Regions from separate parts of the Mus musculus genome. Here region 2 is linked to region 1. A link is a loop called in an ENCODE intact Hi-C map of the cell type or tissue named here. Cell type or tissue: heart. All regions are shown on one strand.

Region 1 (8,000 bases):
AGCTAATTTTTGACCCAAAGCTTTCTTCTCTTGCTTTTTATATTGCATGTTTATCATTAGAATATTTCACTCTGCCGTTATTTTTTTTTGACATACAAATTTTATGCCAGAATACAAGGCGTAGAGACAAATAAACAAGGCATGTTTTTGCCATAATAGGCTCCTTGCTCTAACTGTCTCAGTTCCATGTTCAAGAGGAGGTATTGAAGTGCAGTGTAAAGATTGTGTAACAGACTGACAAGTGGATAAAATACACAAAAGACTTAGAACCCAATATCATGGTGGTGGGAAGTGATAACCTGCAGACACTTTTTTTTCCTTTCAAGAAAATTAATTTTTTAAATAAAATCATCTGTATGTTATTGCTAGGGTTTACTTGACACCAAATCACATGTGAATCAGACTTATTGTGTGGAAGACATTTAAGAGTAGTATGCAGCTGGGTTTGGTAGCATACTTCTTTAATCCTAGGATTTGTGAGGCCAAGGCAGGTGGATCTCTGAGTTCGAGGCCAGCCTGGTCTACAGAGTGAGACCCAGAACTAAATAGAGAAATCTTCATCTCAAAAACAAAACAAACAAAAAATGGCATTCCAGTATATTCTTCTACTGAGATAACAAAAAAGGTGAGGTAGAGAAGGGCCACGGTAATCAGACTTAAAAAGATGGTAGAGAATTTTAATTAGACTCAGTCTTTTCTCTTCCCAGCCATTATGTCCCAAATAGTGTTCAGCTAGAAAGCGTTAGCCACCGAAGCTGGGCGTCTTCATAAGTTGTCCCAAGAGTGAGAGAGCAGGTGAAGTGAGAGCCATCAATCATTAGTCAGCCCCGCCCCCATCTTCTCCCATTCACTGGACATGGGAGACCCAGGTTGGCGATGGGGTCCAGTCTGCAGAAAGTTCTGTGCTGGTGGTGAGTGAACATGCTACATGGAACAGGGGACATGTGACCACACCATTTAGCATCACACAATCAAAGCAGTTCCAGGATGTCTTAATGTGTTTACTGACACATCGTCATTCTCCCTTGAATATAGGAGAGATGATAATGAAGATAATGAAGCACTCTGCTTAAAAAAGCCATAGATTGTTAACAAATAACAAGCTTTGACGACCAGCGAGTGGAGGAATGAAGCCGCTATTATTCTTTCCTGAAACTGCAGAGGCATTGATTTACTATAGAAATAATTGCATTATAATTGCGTGTGACTTTTCAATGCTGTTTGGAATCTTTTATTCCTTTCAGTGTGCCACCAAAATGTTTAGTGCTTCAAAGGATGCCATAAACACCCTAGCGGAGCATTTGTTGAACTAGAAAATTAGGTGCGATTAGACTAATAAACCAATCTCGCGGGGAGCTCTTCGCGAGGACGAGGGTTTCTTCAGAATCTGTTCCTATGGCATTCTGTTTCCTGACATTTTAACCCTAATTTGTCTTCCTTTTAACTAGATGCTTTCGGAGACACCCCGTTTCTGTTTGTTCTACCCTCTTCGCTTCTGCCAAGTGCTTTCTTATGCTTCTCTGTCTTGACCTTCCCTGGAAGGGTAACTCCCACAGGATGACTGCTGGTCATCTGCAACCCTGAGTATGTGTCTGGGTCACCATACCTGATTTCAGTGTGATGTGTGATCCTTACTTTGCCAATGCTCTTGGTGGCGGTGTCTACAGGAAAGATGTTCCTTTGTTGTTTATGATGGTAGAGAAGTCAGAGATCTGGTAATAATTGTCATTAGCTTTCCATATTCTGCAGTTCTTACTGAATGGGGTGATTTGTACTGCGTAGGAGAAGGCTAAGATGAGAAGAAGGGCTGGCACTACCAGGCTCTATCTGAGAGCCCAGTAGGGTTGCACTAAACAATAGGGAATGCAAGCAAGTGATCTTTCCTATTAGGTCAGTATGTATAAATTACACTGACCTATACTTTATTTACTTAAAAAAGTTTACCCTTCCTTCCTGTATTTTCTCATAGGGCAGGAAACCACACTTGTATTTGAAATATGTTTTCTGAACTGGGTTAATGCGGCTGACTTACGAGAGCATACATGAGTACATTTGTAACTTAGGGTACATTTTGTAAGCGTGTTGTAAAATAACCTGGACATTCACTCCTCGAATCTTGAAGCATTTGGATCCATTGCTTAAGGAACGTGTGTCACAAACTGTTCTAACAACAACAACAAAAAAATTCAATTATAATAATTGGACATTTTCTATTTATTTTGCATTACTATTAGCCCCGCAGTTTTTAGTACTCATAACATTATGAACTCCATCAAAGACTAGCCCCACGGGCCCTGAGGACTTGGGCCAATAACATAATGGTAAGTCGCATCATGTATATAGTTCATCTGCCTAGTGTTTTGAGGTTTTCAAGTTGTATCCACTAGGAAGGCTCTGTAGATAAAGGATGAGAGGGAAAGGCATTAGGTACATTAGTTGAAATTGGCATCATGATGCCAAACTGTAATAAGCCTTAAGGGAGCTCACTGTTGAATCTACTCAATTGAATGCTGCAATTTCCCATAACAATTTAAAAGGCCTGCAGGCATGCTAAAGTCATAGCTGGATCTTTCAGTTAACACTCTGTAACATGACCCCAAAGCCTCATTTACATCACAGCAATTAAAATATATTCCACATTACATGCTTGCTACCATGTACTAGAGAAATAATTCGACCAAGTGCTGTGTTTTCCAAAACACAGTCATGAAAAATCAGAGAATTCACAATTTCTTCTCTCCAAAGTGATATTTTCATAGCGTACATGATTACTGGGGGTCATGTGTTTATGAAGGGGCAGAGGGCAGAGCAGGAGAAGAAGATGCAGTCAAGATGCCTGATAGTTAGTAGTCAAGACTATTTGGTGGCCCACGTGAAATTAGGTTCGTGGTCTTCGTCTGCTCCATAGGTGACAGGTGTCCAATATGCAAAATTATTACAGCAATCAGTGCTAATTGGCCCCCTACATGTAACCAGAAAGTAGAGGGACCAAAAATTAAATGAGTATTAAAATAATTCACCTCCTACCTGCAGAAATGCTATCTCTAGACAGGGGTAGAAACCTCCACAGAGCCCATTTAGGAAGCTGAGGGAAATTTTCAATGGCGCCCAACCTTGGAAGGAATTATTTGTACAAATTAGAGTCCTTCACCAGTGCTACTGCAAATTTAATTAAAATCTCTCAGCATATAGATTATTAACTGACAGGACATCTATTTATTTGTCTGGTTGTTGGTTGGTTTTGTTTTCTCAGAACAGGGTTTCTCTGAATTCCTTTGTAGACCAGGCTGGCCTCGAACTCACAAGGATCCACCAGCCTCTGCTTCCCAAGTGGTGCGATTAAAGGCATGCGCCACCACGCCTGGGTAGCATGCCCATTTTTAATGAGATGAGCAGCAAATTAAATTTATCTGACAGCAAAGCCACCATGGCCAGAATGGGATCCTATCTTCTAGACAATTGCTGGTGCACTTTGGCAATGCCTTTCCAACTGCAGAAACACAGACAAAATTGACTCACTTCTCACTGTTGTGGTGGCTTTATATTTATCGAGTAGCCACAACTTAGCAGATTACCTTGAGAGTGTGGTTTGTTTGCTTGTTTGTTTTTTTTAAAACAATTGTCTGAACACGTCGCCCTGGTATTAAGCAGTGGCAGAAGTCCAGCTTTGACACTTGGCAGGCAGGCAGGCAGCCGGAGAACCAAGTGTGCTGACTTTCTCTGTGCGTCTACTGGAACACTCTTGCCTGCACTGCCCTTTTGTGGTCAGGAAGAGCGGTGAAAGAATCCTGCTTCAGCAGACATCTGAGAAGGCACCAGCTTCAGCTGCTGCCCAGCTCCACTTTAACTCTCTGCCTTGCTTTATAACTGCCATTAGTGGAAACATGGGAGTGAATTTAATGGCTTTTCTTGCTCCCAAGCCTTTGTGCTCATTATTGAAAGGGCTTCCTTTGTGCCGACAAAGTCCCCTCCTAGGCACCCACTTGAGCAACAACGTGGGACAGCCTGAATTACAGCCCCCAGCCCCTCAGCAAGTGTCTCTGACCCAAGTTGAGCCATGTCTACCGACCTTCTAAAAATGTCTGAATTATGCACTTATCTATCTTTCTGATGTAAAACATCCAAGAAATCCAGGGCCAAGTGATTGAATGCACGTTTCCTATTTTTACTTAACTAACTGGCAGCATTTAGACGGAGCCAAAGTGCTCAGTGTGCGATGCATACACACTTTACGATGTATGACTAAACTTAAGATGTCAAAACATTGAATTAGGTGAGACTACACCTCGGGAAGCATATTTATAGTCCTTGATACGGTTACATTTCAGTTTGCTTAAAAACAAATAGTAAACACTGGTGGTGTAAAATATTACAGGAAACCTCCATGTGCAGCCAACTTCCCAGGCTGACTGTAACAACATTGGTCCCAAGTCTCATGATGTTAGAAGCTAAATCTAACCCCAAGTAGCCTATGGCATCTTCACAGCGCACCAAGAGGGTCTGTTTCTTTTTCAGTGTGTATATGTGTCTATGGACGTTCATGTGTATGCAGGGACACATGTGTCTATCTATATAGTCTATATGTCCATGTGTGTGCATGGATATAAAGCCCAGAAGTCAACCTCAGATGTTATCATCAAGAACCCTTTGAGGTAGGATCTCTCACTAAACCCTGAGTCCACCAGTTAGTCCAGACGCCCACTAGTTAGCAAACCCCATGGGTTCCACTGGCTTCATTCCCTAGCACTGGGACGACAAGCTTGGGCCACGATACCCAGCGGTTTTATGTGTATTCTGGGACTCGAACCCAAGTCCCCTTCCTTATAAGCAAGCAATTTGCCAGCAGTTCCCAAGAGGGGTTCCTTCAGATTTTTTGTGGCCACTTAGGCTCTCAGACTGAATCCAAAGTCCTTTTGAAACCCTGGAGCAACTCTACCATGGGCTTTTCCATTCCCTTAGAGATACTCACTTCAAGGAGGAAAAGTGTTTTGAGGGAATCTGTTCATATATATCTTTCTTCCACTGGACCTCATTACATTGAGGGACTATGTTCCATTCAACACTGGACCCTGCTTCTCCCTCCCTGGGAGTTTGTGAAGAAGGTGCCATTTGGTTGGGCTGGGGCTTTTCAGACTGAGATCAAAACTGTCCTGTAGGCAGTAGACAGAATGCATGTTTATTATAGCAATTTTGCCTGTGGGTTACCGAGGCGTGAATAACGGCAGTTATCCTTTATTCTCCAAGTACTTGTGGGTAGTTATCAGGTATCCACCTAGTTGTTACTAAAATAAACCTAACATAGCTCTTTGAATCCAGAGCCTCTTAATCAGCTTTATGGCTGCCCTTGAAAGCCCCTTCAGTGTTTGCCTACCGCCTTCTGCAACCAAGACATAAATATTTGGATAACGTTATATATGAAATCATTTTGAAATTATTCGTATGGAGGCTGTGCTCTCCACCTCGTTCTGTGGAGGAATTTCTGAATAAGCGCATAAAAATTCACGACTAAAATTCCATTCAAAAATTTTAGCAAAATACCAGTTTCCTTCTGCGTGTCTTAATTCCTTGCTGTCTGACTTCTGTAACTGAGCTTGGATCCATTTTTAATCCACCTAGTGCCCTTAGGTGACTAATGTGGATGTTACTCTTGCACATGGGACAAAGTTCTTGACCTAATGATAGTAGCTGGATTTTATCAAGTATGCATATGCCAACCACCACACTAAACACCTTGAATTTATTTTAATCTCTTCTAATCTTCATGGTCTGTCTACAAGAAGGCTATTAGTGTGTGCTTGCTAGGAAATTAAATATAGGAGACAGAGCCTTAGAGACTTTATGCAACCACTTAAGGCCACATGTCTCATCAATGGTAAATAGTGAGAGCTAGACTTTACACATGAGTTTGTATTGTTGAAACTCCTGCACTGTCTTGTTCTTTACGCTTGTATCAGTATAGATATTTTTAGTTGAAAAAATGCAGGCTAGGAACATATTGTTTCCGAATCTGTTTCTAAATCGTATTTCTGTCTCTGAGGTCTGTTTCTTCTTTATAGACTGCAATGGCAGGCAGTCTTTCTCCAGAAATGTAAACAAGCTCCAAGTTTACAGCCTCCCAGATTAGTAACAGCAATGAAATGAAATAGGCTTGCAGCCAGTGGCTTTATCAGATGTCCCGGGACTGACCTTACCGGCACGAATTAGGTCACAGGTCCTCTCCTGTGCAATCACTGACATCGAGTGTCAGGGCCACATGAACCAACTCTCTCATCTCCACGGAGGGAAACACAGGTTTGCAAGGAGGATTCCAGTGACCATGAGGAACCCCATGAGCGTAGCCTGTCCCCATGGATAACCGGACCACATGGGGTGGAAGACAACTAAAGAGAATTGGGCCCATGTCCCCATCTGAAACATATAATACCATACATTCCATTGGCCCTTTATTTTTAGAGGAGCAGCTTGGAAATGTTTTCAGTATATTCAAGTGTCTTGTTGGCCTTGGATTCTTTTCCTTACTCCTCCGATGAGTTTCATTTGGTTTTTATTTTTGCTTCCCCCGTACTGGGTTCTCAGCAGATTTAAATATGATGGTATTTTCAATAGGACAGCCTCATGATTGTTAACAGTGGGTCTCTTGATATCCTGAATCAATTTGTTAAAACCCTTTGCTGTTCCCTGCAGTCCCCCTTTCTTTCTGTCTGCTTTGTTTGTTTTTATTTATTGTTTTGTTGTTGTTGTTGTTGTTGTTAAATGTTACTGTTTGTCTTTTTGAGACAGCATCTCCTTAAGTAGGCTTTCCTGGGACTTTCTTAGTAGCTGAGGTTCACCTTGAACATATATTTCCAATGTAAGCCTCTTGAGTATTGGGGTTGTTCGTGGGATTTTCATTGTTTAATTCTCCTGCTTGTTCTAAGATTTTGATGTGAAGGCAGTGACTGAGGATACAGGTGTGATGGCTAGGAATGAAATTCAATCTATAAAGTGATACCAAGAAAATCTAAATTTGATCCCCAGAACCTATGGAAAAAAAAAAAGTCAGGCGTGGTGATGTGTGCTTTTATAGTCCTGTCCCTAGGGAGGCACAAATAGGTGACTGCCTGCATGTCCCTGGCCAGCTAGTCTAGCCCTCATGGTAAGTCTCAGGCAACTGAGAGACCCTATCTCAAAATAAAACAGTAAATGGCACCTAGGGAACAATGGTTGAAGCTGTTCACAGGCTTCCATACATATACACACATGCACACTCAAACATATGCACATGGGCCAACACATACACACTCATGCATACACACATGCAGCAGCACATACATGCTCATACACACTTACAAACACATATACATACATGTACCAGCACATGCACACACTCATACATATAGACATATAAATTCAGAGACACAAAAAGATTTGGAATAATGAGGAATGGGTTCAAATTCTGATCAGCTGCTGTCTGTATGATCTTGGGCAAGTCAATCAATCCCTTTTGGTCCTAGCTCTCTTGTACGAAGTGGGATTTATAATTCTTAGCAAGATTATTGTAAGGGTTAAGTGAGGGCATATATGTAGAGCACCTGCCATATTTTAAGCACTCGATAAATAACCAAGATAGAAATTAATAATTCACCAGAAGCTTTTCTGGCCACTCTTAAGGAAAGGACTCTGCGCAGCAATTAGGGAAATGACATCAACTCTTTATCTCAGAAGCCCTTTCCAACTGTCACCAGGCCCATCAGATGGGACTTTAAGTCATGGATAGCTCCAGCCATTTTTAAACCATCTAGAAGGCCAGCTTGTCTTTTTCTCTACAACCTAAGGTTTGGATTCGGGTTCCTGTGGTTTATTGACAGCATAGAAATAAAGGAAGAGTAAGATACTTGAGTGTGAGCCCCAGTGTGGCCACAATGGTGGCTGGACTTGAGACTTTGTCTTAGCGCTATTCACTTTATTTCCTGTTCCTTAAAACTGGTAATTCAAAGTCTCTACATGCAAAATACTTAGTG
Region 2 (8,000 bases), 65 kb before region 1:
GAGGACTGCAGCTCAAAATACTGTTGTATTCCACTGAGGAGTTTTTTTCCTTTTGTTCTGAGTTGATTTTAGCCTCTTTTGCCACACCCCCAAAATACAGCGCCTATAGGAGATGCTTGGCACTCTTACTAGCTTCTCTACTGTTTGCCATCTTCATGGTGCACGTTGTAAACCTTAAATGTACATCCGATTAAATATATCTGCATGTGCATGCACGTGGATCCGCCTATATGAGAGGATCCATCTCAGCTGTAAAATGTGTAACTCGCTGGTGTAACTTGCTATATAAGTCGGACGGACGACGGAATCTTTAGGAATGGATGGATATTTGACATCACAGCCCACCCTATTGATTCCTCTCCTGGTGCCTCCTCAAGCTCCATTGGAGGGCCTCGCAGTTCAAAAGGGAGCAGAGGAGATGGAGTCAGCCTTGTCACTACTAATTGGTGTCTTACATGGATAAATTATCTCCTTATCAGGTGTCGCTTCACTCCGTGACAACATAGCGTCAAGAACATTCATTAAGAATGCTCAGCGAGTGTATTTTTATACTCATAGATATTTTGGGGGGGAATGAACCTTCAAGCTTTTGAAGGACAGGAACTGATTTCAGAAATCCCTCTCTCCTAGCATTATGGTTCCTATCTTCGTCTCTTTCTATAAAATGATGAATTTTTGTATGATGACTAAAAAACTCTGTACAAAATGTTTCTGTAGAGTTTTGAGCACAAAGGCACCAGTATCTTTCCCTTTGTAATTCATAACCCTGGATTTTTTTTTTTTTTTTTGGTAGAGTCCCACTGTGTACATGCATCAGAGGTCACCAGCAAGCCACCCTTGGGTTGGACTGGTGGATGGAGTCTGACCCTGATCTTATATTATCTTGGACTTCTGACTCCGTGGCTTAGATTATGTAAATGTGTTTTAATGATGTTGATGATGGATTAAACACTCAAGTATCTTTGTTTCATATTTTGTTTCCTTGTCAGAAATTACGCTGTACAGGAACATCCCGGTGGAGTATCGTTTAAACTTCCTTGACTTTACATTAATGTTACTTTAATATCAGCTCCAGCCCTACCTCCTTTCCCCACCCCCTTTTCAGTAAACAAATATAGGGCCCGTGTTGAGGCGAGGATTTGGGGGGAGCTTCTGGAAAATCATTCCTCACATTTTAAAGGTTGTTTGTAATAACTTTGCTTATGCTGTAAAAATGTTAATAGCTTCTGAAGAATAAAAACCCCGTAATAATTGCCCATCTATAAGCAGAGTCTTACGGCTTTAGCTGCAATCTATGGTCCCGAGTGGAGAAAGAGTAACATAATACCTTCTATTTATGCATGGTTTATGAACTGATTTTCACTCGGGGCTTTGTATTTATAAAAATGCATCTCACTTCATATGCATTTTAACCATTTAATATTTGATTTGCCAAGGGGGCACAATTTTGTTTTTTAAGATGCACCAATATGAGCTTAGACTATGGGTATCTGCACTATTCGGTGTATCCTAAAAGAGTTCTGAAAGATGACTTTGTAAGATCAGACCCCAATTATAGGTCCTTGGGCATTTTAGTAATTCATAAAGCTCAATTTCCATTTCTCTTGCTAACATAAGTCATATACCAGTAACAAAGAAATTCCTTAATGAATTGGTTGAATATAGTGTATGTAACATTGAAGAATGTTTCCAATTCTAAAATTTGGAAGGATGGTGTTTAAAAGCACTGTAGTTAGTTATCTCAACAGGTGGTAGCTGGTAATTGATAATTATATTTAAAGTATGTGCATTCATTGTGGTTGGTAGTAATATAGCATTTTTATCCCCAGATCTCAAAGCATGTGTGAATAAATATGCATTATTTCCCTATTTTAAATAGCCAGAGACTCACTGAACGTTAATTAGATATAAGCAGACAGAGATATAAGCAACATGTCCCTTGCTTGCTTGGAGCTACTAAAAAAGTCTTCCCAGAAACTGGGATAAAGAACACAATGTACCTGCTCTTAAAATAACTGCATGCAGGGGCTTGGTTCCAGCTCCAAGTGAAGCCCTTGTATACAATGACCTTGCACACATCTTCCCTTCAAGGTCGTGTAATCCCAAGGAATCCCAGGTCATAATCATTGTGAATCCTGGTCTTCTACCTCTAGCTGTTCAGCAGGTGAACCAAGGATAGCCAGATGACAGCATTCCTTCCACCTTCCATAGAACTTCCAAACCTTAATGATGCTTTTAATTGGGGAAATATTTACTGGCTACCCACCATATGGTGAGGTTTTTTTTTTTTTAGATGCTTGCAACAGAGCAAAGATGAGACAATCAGGCCTGTAATGGAGTTGGCACTCCTGGATGAAAAGATTATGTGTGCCTGTTCCACCTGCCCACAGCCTTGGCCTACCAATCTCCACCCATCCGCACAAGGATGGTGTCTCACCTCATTTGGGAAACACTTTCCCATCCTGCATCTCTCCATCAGATATGGAAATGTTCCTGAGGTCTGCTCTGTATGGTTTGTGTTAATCTTAGATTTTATTGATGTTGAGAAAACAATAGGTATATGAAACATGACTTTTCATGCTATATAAAAACCAACCCCCTTCTACATCCTGTGCTGCCTTGATCGCAAAACACAAAACGGCAAATTTCACTGGCAAACAATTGGGTGCAAGTCTCCTTACTAAAGACCCAGAGCAGTGGGGGTCCCTCCTGGGCCAGGGACTCTCCAATGTCCACAGTCACCTAGCCCAAGCCAGTTCTGTGCTGCAGGAATGGGAGTGCCCCTTGCTAGAGACCCTGGGTTACAGGCCTCTGGAGAGTGTCTGGTTTTCATGCTAGGCATCTTTCTTTTCAGCAGATTCCAGAAGCATCTGAGTTTGATTTTCCAGTCTCTGTCTTCTTCTTCTTTGCTCTTCTCAGTATCAGCTTCCATTCACCAAATGTTTGGCTCTCTAGACTGTTTCCCAAAATTCCAGGCTCGCTCTGATCAGGTACTTACAAAGGTGCTGGTGTGAAAATGGCAATGGAGCAGATAAGCTTGCCCTCCTATAGAGATAATCCTGGAGTGGAGAGGAGTGGGGAGTAGTTATCTCTATACCAATAACCCCTTCTAACGATAACGAGTGTGCCTATTTTAAAATCTGGATCAGGACAACCTCAGTGTTGTTCTTAGCAATAGTTCATTAAATGTGGTATCAGTGTGTCCATTTGCTCGGGTTGCTAGCTCCTGGGCAGCTGCTTGCATTCTTGGCACAGGGACACAACCCTGGCAAGCAGTAGCAGGAGTTTCTGTCCAGAGGGTGATGTCCGGGCAGAAATGTCCCTGCTTTTCACTGCACGAGGACCTCTCAGCTGTTTCAAGAGTGAAACTACCATCCTAGAATAGCAGTGACGTAGAGCTGAGGGGTGCCAGCCACCCTTTGCTCTTTGTACTAGGGCTGGCCCTGTAACAGCTGGTGTTCGTACACATCGCTGGCCTCCCAGGTCTCCCGTGCACTGGCTCAGGCTCTGCAAAGTTCCAAAGAGTTGTTGAATGATACACAGCCTCAAAAGATCTGGGGGGCAGGAGGGGGAGAAAATAATAGCTGGAAACTACCCTGGATCAAATTGGCCAGCGTCCTGTCTGTTTTGCATAGTTTTGTGTGTGTATGTAATATGCATTTCAAATAGTTCGCTTGAACTCTCCTGCTAGCTGAAAGTGCAATTAAACACCCCCAATTCAGAATTTCTCATTCCTTGAACCACAGGTATATTCAGCAGTTTTGTTTGGTCTTATTTGAGGTGTCTAAAGGAATTAATTGTTGGTAGCTTGCATATAAATGTTCATTCCAAGATAGGCTCTGCAGCGTTGCTGGCCTTTGGTCTGAAAGGGCTTAGCATTTCATCATTATTCAGCACTATGGCTCTCCCCTCTGCCCTGGCTCCATTGCTGGACTTGTAAAGAGTGCAGACTAGGGTAGCCCTTCATTGCAGACTAAGCACAATTAAAGAAAAGAGGGAAAAAGTACCCTAGAACCTGTCACCACCGTGGTTAGACCAGATTTATAGGAGCTTCAGCAAATGGTCTATTGTATGCCTTTCACCTATGCCAAGAAGATGGTTGGTTGTCCATTAAAGACATTCTAGATACCATTATCTCTGAAGTATAGGGGGGGATGGGATTTCAGGGGGAGGAGTACCTCCATGTGTCATCTTAGCATCTCCTTCGAATAAGCCAAGTCAGGAACACCCAGAAATTGCTACCCGTGACCCAAATCCCAAGGTACCTTCTCTGTTATCAGCTTACGGATTAGAAGGATGTCAGGCAATGTGGGAGATTCCTACATAGCTGCTGCTAGAGTTCTCGGCAGAAGGACATGTGACCAGCCTCGCTACATGTTCTACTGGTGGCATAGTTCATCACAGAGCAGGCCGCTCGCTCACCAGTCACATATTTCTCTGCATTACATGTTAATTTGACCCAGGATGCTGACTGCCATGTATGTTATAATTTCAGGGGGGAAAAAAAGTATATTCCAAATCCCTGAATAACTACCTTAAAAACAGACTTCTGAAATACAAACTGTTTGTAAGTTGTGGCCCACCTGTGTTTGGCAGTCCAGTATTCATTCTTTCAAATTTTTATTCTTCTTTTTCTTGTTTGTTTGTTTGATTGATTGATTGATTTTCGAGACAGGGTTTCTCTGTATAGCCCTGGCTGTCCTGGAACTCACTCTGTAGACCAGGCTGGCCTCGAACTCAGAAATCCGCCTGCTTCTGCCTCCCAAGTGCTGGGATTAAAGGTGTGCGCCACCACCGCCCTGCAGTTTTATTCTTCTTATGGAAAAATCCCCCTGTAAACTTAGTCAGAGTTTTGGTTCTTTGCCTAACAGATATTTCCTTTGTTCTCTGGTCGTATACTTGCCAGTACCTAGGTCACTCATACAGGTTATTTCTAAGCATTAATATCTTCCCATTTTAGTGAAATGTTTTTGGGTAAATCCTTTACCAAGGGACAGTATTCTAGGTGACAAGAAGGCTTCACCCTCCCCTCCCTACCCCCCATTATGCAATGTGTCACTTAGGAAGGAGCAATTGTCTCTTCTTCAAGAAGGTACACAGGCCTGCAAGGTCTGCTAGAAATCCCCTAGACTCTCTGGGGTGCAGTCACAGGCTTTTGATTCAGCTATCTGAAATGATTTAGTCTTGATGTAGCTGCTTCCTCTACATTTCAGCCTCCCACACTCTCTAGGTCCTCTGACTGTGTTTGTAGCATGTTTCTTCATAGTATGTTTCTTCCAATTTGAGTGTTAGGATGTGGTTCTTGGTTTGTTTATGAGCCTATATAGTCACAGAAGCTAACCATAGATCAGTGGTTCTCAACCTTCAAATGCCCTGGTCCTTTAATACACAACTTTCATGTTGTGATGACCCTAACCATAAAATTGTGTTGTTGCTACTTCATAACTGTGATTTTTGCTACTGTTATGAATTGCAATGTAAATATCTGATATCCAGGCTATCTTATATTGCCATGTCTGGGAAAGGGGTCGCAACCCACAGGCAGAGAACCACTGCCTTACCTTCAAGTTCACTGCGAAGCCTGCATTGTGGAGAAGATCCTTTCTATTCTCCAAATCCTTGGACATTAATTTTAGCATCTCCAACCTCTGGCTTAAGAACCTTTCAAGCATCCAAGCTTATGATGTATAGAGAGCTGGTCCCCCAGAGGAGGAAACCCTTATTGTTGGAGAAACAAACCCCGCCCTGTAGGGCACACCTCTCCTTATCTACAGGTGCTGTGTGCATATGTGCAAATATGTATACCCCACAACAACCTCCTTTTCTCTGAAGTTGCTGGTGACTTTCTTTTATACCCCAAACTCTGATTCACACAAAGGCCTGAGAGCATATATGCACACAGAACCTTTTATATGTACACAGTATTGTTCAGAAGTGAACATGTAGAACCCAATGAGGTTCACACATGTAGTGTCAGGAGGAAGAATAAAGGTTTGTGTGTCTAGAGTTTCCTTCATTCCAACGGTGTAGTGTGCTCTCGTTACATCCTATCCTTGTGAAGTCACATCTTTGTGTGGAGATCAAGCACTAACTGAATTGTTGCAAACAGGGAGAAAGTGAAGAGCAAAGGAGGAAATAGTCAGACTGGACCTTGAGCTGGTCTTGAACTTCAAAGTAGACCAGAGTGGTTTCTGTCAGACAAGATGTTATAAGTGAAGACTAATACGGGTGTGAAAAAAGAGAAGCAGGCAGGGCTCTACCCAGAAGCTGAGCAGCAGAAGACAAGAGCTAACTGGTCGACCTTCAGGTAGGGTGCCATGCTCCACTTAAGCTATTACTGTTGGACACATACTATATACAAATAATGGTATCAGCACTGAGAATTCCCCATCCTTTTGGTGGTTTATTTGTGTCTTTTTGTTTTTAGGTGTACTTATTTTAATTTATGTAAATGAGTGATTCCACATGCATGTGTTATATGTGTGCTATGTCTCTACTTGGTGCCTATGAAGACCAGAAGACACTGGGTCCCTGGGAACTATAGTTACAGGTGATTGTAAGGTATCATCATCAGGTTGCTGGGAACCAAACCCAGGTCTTCTGCAAGAGTTACTCTTAACTACAAAGCTGTCTCTCAACCCCCCAAGTGTAATTTTTAATTAAAAAAAATTATTTGTTTAGGCATGCGTGTGTTTGTCACAATGTCTATGGAGGTCAGAGGACAGCGTGTGGGAGTTGGTTCTCTCTTTCCAAGATGTTTCATGATGGCTCCTCAGGTTTTCAGGTCTGGTGGCAAGAGCCTTTACCTTTGGAGTCAGGCTCAGGTTTGTCCTTTCTAGACCTTTCTCTCAAGATCAAAGAAAAGTAATGAATAGCTTGAGGCTGGCAAGCGCCTGCAATCAAATTTGCATTTCCTTGGCTCCATTGTACAAATCATTACAGGGAGGGACTTTGAGTAGGTGGAGAGGATTACAATGGCGGATCCCTTCTAATTCCCCGATTAGCCAATTACTCCCCTTTCAAGGTATTATATACTCTTTTCTTCAAGAACAAAAGTTTACCTGAGATTGTGGCTTTTGTTTGGCTACCAAACAATTGCGCAATTACCTAAAGCTTTGCATTTTATAACAAGGCATCATATTTCTGAAATTCAGGCTTTGGGAATAGTGAGTTCAAGGAATGTTCCTTAATGGCCCACTTCCTGCAAATCTCTTTGCAGTTACTCTTATTACTCCCAAATTCTTGTGGCTGATAAGAAATGACAAACTATAGTATGTTTGGTTAAATAGACCATATGCCTATTTGTTATATGGCATTAATTCTCATAAACCATCCCTTCAGCTCTACTAAGTGCCTGGTCTCTCCATCTGATATGTTCCTCCATAGCCAGTCATATGATATTTCTCTTTCATATGATTTTTATAATGGACCATACACGTGTTTTTGTAAATTTTAAATAATTTAATGGGAAGTGCATATGTAAAAATGTTTATGTGCTAAATAATTTACACGTGAAGACAATTCAGCAAGGTCACTCTGGTCTGTAAAGTATGAATCTTGTTTTTAATGAAGTCAACAGAGTTCAAAGGAGCTTGAATTTATAACAGGTCATCATAGGCTCTGAAGCAGTAAGTTTCATTTGTCTTACATAAAGTGCAGATCAGGCTGTTGAGCTCAGCCTGTATTTGGTGTGTAACATTAAACTCTGAGATCATACAGCATTCTGGAACCCAGACTCATTCAGAAGTCAAGGGGTTTGTTTGTTTGGTTGGTTGGTTGGTTTTGTTTTGTTTTAATTTATAACGAGTGATATGGTGAACATTCCATTTAACACAAATAACAAAGTCTGAGGCTGCACCTGGGGGCAGGGTGGGGGACAACCACAGGGGCATTTCCTCGATAAAACTCATGAATATTAAGATGTAGACAGAACAAAATATGTAACTAAGTACAAGTTTCTTTAGCCCAATAAGTTTTCTTCATTCTGTTTTTGTAGGCTT

What was found. Hi-C counts contacts between places; a loop is a spot of excess contacts. Peaks named below come from ENCODE experiments on the same cell type or tissue, not always from the same donor. Only the 100,000 strongest peaks of a DNase experiment are listed, where the experiment ranks them.
Region 2: it touches region 1 in a loop (2.5-fold over the local background); 5 of 42 quality-filtered maps call a loop at or near these places.

The regions. Positions count from the first base shown.
Region 1 is chr8:48,686,562-48,694,561 of GRCm38, reverse strand. It overlaps a transcript of Tenm3 not described here. Among named protein-coding and RNA genes, the nearest start is that of Tenm3, 16 kb to the right of the region's middle. In heart, a CTCF peak has its summit at 3,753 (motif pointing left); a DNase peak (open chromatin) is centred at 3,741.
Region 2 is chr8:48,751,070-48,759,069 of GRCm38, reverse strand. It overlaps a transcript of Tenm3 not described here. Among named protein-coding and RNA genes, the nearest start is that of Tenm3, 80 kb to the right of the region's middle. In heart, no CTCF peak of the experiment used is centred here; a DNase peak (open chromatin) is centred at 3,359.